Linked DNA regions of Homo sapiens: region 2 is linked to region 1. A link is a loop called in an ENCODE intact Hi-C map of the cell type or tissue named here. Cell type or tissue: HCT116. All regions are shown on one strand. Each heading gives the region's core, and the rest is flanking DNA. Links, peaks and the distances in the headings are about the cores only.

Region 1 (2,804 bases), core at 298-2,797:
AGCCTTACACATCTCTGTGAGGCTTGGGTTCTGGAGCCCTGCAGAAGGTGAACCTAAAGGTGAATCCAAACTGTCTGAAACAGTAGCCACTCCCCAGCTTCCAAACATGAAGAAAAGGTAAGAATCCTTTAATTATAGCAATGCAAGAGGCTGGGGTTGGGCTACCAGAGTTTCTTACATTAGATGTAAAGTGGTATGATATGAATTCAAGATAGAGATTGCCAGACTGGATAAAAAAGCAAGACCAAACCATACAGTATTTACAAAGATACACTTTAAATATGACACAGATACATTGAAAGTAAATGGATGGAAAAGGAAAAACATGGTAATGTCCAGACTCAATGTGAGAGGGAACTCACACAGAGGTGTGGCTGATTTTGGCATTGGGAGGTGTGACTCATTGGCATTGGGAGGCATGGGCCATTGGCACTGGGAGGTATGGTCCATTGGTACTGGAAGGCATGGCCCATTAGGACTGGGAGTTATTGAACATTGGGACTGGGAGGTACGGCTCAATGGCACTGGGAAGCATGGACCATTGGTGGGAACCATGGCTCACTGCACTGGGAGATGTGGACCATTGGCTGGGAGGTGCAGCTCATTGCCCTGGGAGGTGTGGACCATTGCACGAGGAAGCATGGACCATTGCACTGGGAGGTGCAGCTCATTGCCCTGGGAGGTGTGGACCACTGCACTGGGAGGTGTGGCCACTGCACTGGGAGGTGTGGACTATTGCCCTGGGAGGTGCGGACCATAGCACTGGGAGGTGCAGGTTATTGCCCTGGGAGGCATGGATCCTTGAACTGGGATGCGTGGACCATTGCAGTGGGAGGTGTGGGCTACTGGGGGCCATGTGGCATTTGAGTTATGGCAGAATGGGTCTGGGAAAGAGAATTCTGGGCTAAGAGAGTCTTCCGTTCTTTCTTGTTTCCTCCTCTGGAAATGGCTACCTCTTCTTCCTCAAAGGAAGCTGAGGAATGTCTGCAGCAGGCAGGCTGTGTGGGGACTTCTAGACCACAAAGGCCTGTCTCTGTGACAGCTTAGGCCTGGTGGGGTGTTCATGGCTGTGAACACCCCGGAGAGAACATGGCTGTGGTCTTTACCAGCCCTCCATTCCTCTTCCCCTCATAGATCTGTGAGAGAAAAGGAAAATGGATGTGTTCCTTCGTTTTAGGTAGAAGGGCTTTGAGGACTGGAGAACGCCTAGGGAGAAAGGGGTGATCAAAATATACCGTTGTTCCAGGATGTAATTATAAAAAACTGGGCTCCAAATATGAATTCAGGAATACTTGGTCCCCGTGCCAATGCAGCCAAGCCCCTGCACGGTGTGGGAGCAACTCCTGGGGTTGGTGGGAGGCCTGGCTGATGCATGATGGGTCTGAAAACCGCTCAGGCTTTGCCAGGTATGTGTCAGGCACTGATGGCGGCGATCGGACCGGCCTAGGTTGGCTTAGCGCGCCCTCTAGTGGGAGAAGGTCTAAAGAGCAAAATGTGAGCATCCTTGCCACAGGGCAGAAATGATGCTGAACGTGCACGCCACATCAAAGGACATACGTGCTTAAGGGACTTGTGCTTAACAATTACTGTGATTAGTCCGTTCTCACGCTGCTCTAAGGACACACCCGAGACTGGGTAATTTATAAAGGTGTTTTAATAGACTCACAATTCCACATGGCTGGGGAGCCCTCACAATCATGGCTGAAGGCGAAGAAGCAAAGGCACGTCTTATATGGTGTGTGCAGGGGAACTGCCCTTTATAAAACCATCCGATCTCGTGAGACTTATTCACTATCACGAGAACAGCACGGGAAAAACCCACCCCCATGGTTCAATTACCTCCCACTGGGTCCCTCCCATGACATGTGGGGATTGTGAGAGCAACAATTCAAGATGAGATTTGGGTGGAGATAGAGCAAAACCATATCAGTCACCATCTTAAATTGTTAATACATTGGAATTTGTTTATGTCTGTTGTAAAAAAGGCCAGTCGCTTAGCTATTTCATGGCGGTTTTGAGGAATTACCACCATAACTTATGGGAGAGTGTTTTGGTAAATGGTTACATAAGTATGAGGAATTTTAATTTTTTCATTAGAAATAATGTGTGGAATTTATAGGACAATTTATTAAGAAGCTTAAATGTATGTATGGTCGTTGATTAATCTAGGTCCATTTCTCTCCTAGAGAGCTGTCAATAGAGATTGAGTGTGTGGTAAGGCTTCCTCCTCGGTGGGCCTTTTAGTGATAGGATGGTCAAGTGAGGAAGGGCTGTGCTCCTGCGGCTCCTAATTCTGAATTACATTTATTGGGCCATGCAGTCTGGTTTAGTGCCTGAGTTTATGTATGGGAAATGAATTCCATTTCTACATGCTGGGTCCTTATCAGAGCAGAAAAAAGAACCCACGCTATGCAGATACATAAATGTCACCCACATGAACAAGGCACTGTCTTCAGTATGGCATGAAGGGGGCAGTGATGAATGGGCAGCTGGAGAGGGGAGCGTGTTCAGATGAGACAGGCTGGTGCAGACATCTGGGGTCAACCACAGCAGACACTAAAATGCAGTGGGGCCGTGGTGAGGGGGATGGAGGGGATGTGGGAGGTGAGTGGGAGCTGAGGGAAGAGGAGTGGCTCAGAATGCAGTGGGGGGTCTGCGAGAGGACCAGAGAGGGAGGAAGCCTCTCCTTGGGAAGAGTTGGGGGCAGGTCAGGAGAGGTTCCAGGTAGAGTCAGAGGTGGCTGGGCTGGGGTGGTGAAAGCCACCCTTATCCTCCCTGTGACTCTTAGGGTCATTGCACTGCTT
Region 2 (2,804 bases), core at 208-2,707, 410 kb before region 1:
GCCCCATGATGTTTTTGTTTTTGTTTTTGCCAGAGCCTTTACTGTGAGTAGGACAGGACTCAGGAGGCCTCTGAACAAAAAGAAGCGTTGAAGCTTCATTTGGTTGTTGGAATTGGGAGAGCACAATTGGTTGGAAGGAAATCAGGTTCTCTCAAAAAATAAAATAAAATAAAATAAAAAAAAAAGCCAGCGTGCTGGCGCGGGTCCATGGTCCAAGCTACTTGGGAGGCTGAGGTGGGGGGATCGCTTGAGCCCGGAAGTCGAGGCTGTAGTGAGCCGTGATTGCACCACTGCACTCCAGCCTGGGCGATAGAACAAGACCCTGTCTCTTAAAACAAACAAGAAACAAAACAAAACAAACAACAAAAAAATTCATTTGGGAATGTTTCTGCGCGTGCCCATAAGCAGAGCCATGCTATAGGATCTCCCCTGTGCCCCAACAATCAGCTTCTTACTTGGAGGGTAGAGAACGGTGCTTCCCCACGCTGCTGTGCAATGGATAGGAGCTATGTGAAGCTGGCGTATGGGTGGGGTTTGCAGGCTTCGTCCGGCTTCATCGCCGGCTGCTGACCCGGCACCAATTCCTGTTCTGCAGGTCTCACCGCAGAGGGGCACGCCAGCCATGAGGACAGATGAGGGAACACGTGATGCCACGATGGGGGTGCCAGGATGAGGTGGGTGCGGTCGCGGACAGGCGCACGAGGAGCCCAGCGGAGCGCCACCCGGAGCAGGCGCGGAGGAGGGCTGGGGAGGGCCACCAAGGCGACGAGAGCCGGTGTGCCTGAATCAGCCTAAAGGAGACGGAGGAGGAGTGTGGTGGGCGCAGGGGCAGGGAGCTGGGGGAAGGGCGGGGGGCTAGCCCAGGCTGAAGGCAGGCAGGAGCAGGGCCGCGATGTCAGACAAGAAACGGCAGCAGTGTGTTTGGGAACCTAGCACCAACCGCACCGGTGGAGACAGGGTCTGCTGTAGAGGAGGTGGGGCCGGGTCCCAGCTAAGTAAGGCGGTGGATCTTGCAGCCCTTCCATCCTCAGCCGCTCATTCTGCGCAAATCTCGGGGCCAGCCTTGGTGGAGCCGTAAAGCGTCCACCAGAACCTGGATCCCTCCGCCACCTTTCCCATGAATTCACCTTTCTGTACACAGCAAGCGCCTGAGCGGAGACGGCCGACACGTTTCCCACTGTTACCCCAGGAAACCGCGGCTCCTGAGGGGGTCAGGGCCTGGGCAGGGGGCAGAGCTCAGCGCGCCGTACTGAGGCAGAAACGGGGTCCAGAGAGGGTGGGGTGGGGGTACAGGGAAGGGTCGCCCGAAGGTCCCTGGCGCAGGGAGGACAGAGGAGGGATCTAGAATTCGTAGGGGAGAAGAGAACTCAGAAAAGATCCGGCCCAGCGCATTTATTTTACAGAGGAAGAAAAACTGAGGCCCAGGGAGGGTAAGTACTGCAGGTAACTAGGCACTAGCAGCAGGGGCACTAGCAGCAGGGACACTCCCTATCTCGCCTGTCACCCGCGTCCAGCAAAATCTGATGCCCTGTCGGCCCAGCAGGGGGCGGTGCTGCTTTAGTTTTGGCCTGGTCGGGGTTGAGCGGAGGAGGGAGCGACTTCGAATTCAGTCTGCACCTGACTGACCTCGAGCAAAAACGAAGCGGGCGCACGTTACCGTCTTCCATCTGGGGGCCCAGCAGCCTCCATCTTCGCCCTAGCCCCTACAGCCTCGTCCCTGGCTGGGGCTCCAGCTCCCCAATTTCTCACCCTCACCACCAGGAGCTACTTATCTTATCACAGGCTCACTTAGATTACCACTAGGAGATTACCACTCGGGTGGGGTGGAGGTGCGGTGGGATTCGCATTTTGCAAGGGATCAAAAGAGCGGCTAATTATGGCATTTCTAGCCCAAGGCATTGGCCAGAGATATTGCGGGTAGGCCCCTTAACCTCCCAGCATCTCGCAGTATCTACCGATTAGTGCTGAGCCTCCTGTGCAATGCATCCGTCTATAGATATGGCCAGAATGGGCCGGGCTTGGTGCGCGGTGGCTCACTGCTGTAATTCCAACACTTTGGGAGGCCGAGGCGGTCGGATCAACTGAGGTCAGGAGTTCGAGACCAGCCTGGCCAATATGGCGAAATCCTGTTTCTACTTTAAAAACAAACAAACAAACAAACAAAAAACAAAAAAAAAACTAGCCGGGCGTGATGGCGCAAGCCTGTAGTCCTAGCTACTGGGGAGGCTGAGGCAGAAGAATCGTTTGAACCCTGGAGGCGGAAGTTGCAGCGAGCGGAGATCGAGTCACTGCACTCCAGGCTGGGGGATAGAGCGAGACTCCCATCTCAAAATAAAAAATAATAATAATAATTTTTTAAAAAGAAAGAAATGGCCAGAATGCCAAAGCTTTAATGGTGGGTAGAAGTCCCCAGACTTGAGAGTCTCGTTCTCCCAACTCTCCTTCCCCGTCAGAAAGTGCGAAGGGACTGGAATGGAGATCCTGAGCGGTCCTGGGTGCCGGGGCCCCGACCGGGGCTGAGCTGGTCCCCTGGTCGGGACGGCTGGGCAGAGGTGCCGAGGGGCCGCGGGCGGCCCTTCGCTGGCTCATTCGCATCCGCAGCCCCTCAAGAAGGCCCTGGGCCCGCAGGGAGGAAGAGGTGAGCACCCGACAGGAAGGAGATGGGCTTGGGGGCTCGGGGCGTGCCCTGGGGCAGGTGGAGCGTCCGGCCTCTGATGTCCCGCGCAGGACACTGAGGTCGCGGTGCAGAGAAGGGTCGGCTTGAGGATCTGACAGCCTTGCCCGCGTTGGAGACGGGGAAAGGC

What was found. Peaks named below come from ENCODE experiments on the same cell type or tissue, not always from the same donor. Only the 100,000 strongest peaks of a DNase experiment are listed, where the experiment ranks them.
Region 2: it touches region 1 in a loop (9-fold over the local background); 4 of 110 quality-filtered maps call a loop at or near these places.

The regions. Positions count from the first base shown.
Region 1 is chr2:87,216,501-87,219,304 of GRCh38, forward strand. No RefSeq gene overlaps it. Among named protein-coding and RNA genes, the nearest start is that of MIR4771-1, 23 kb to the left of the region's middle. In HCT116, for the core only: a CTCF peak has its summit at 1,485 (motif pointing left); no DNase peak of the experiment used is centred there.
Region 2 is chr2:86,806,992-86,809,795 of GRCh38, forward strand. It overlaps LOC105374846 (a long non-coding RNA gene), which reads left to right. Exons shown (of 3, transcript XR_940321.3): 2 at 596-674. It also overlaps a transcript of CD8A not described here. Among named protein-coding and RNA genes, the nearest start is that of CD8A, 17 kb to the left of the region's middle. RefSeq lists a silencer at 1,437-1,626. In HCT116, for the core only: a CTCF peak has its summit at 1,540 (motif pointing right); DNase peaks (open chromatin) are centred at 640, 1,090 and 1,500; H3K4me3 peaks cover 1,690 bases; H3K27ac peaks cover 956 bases.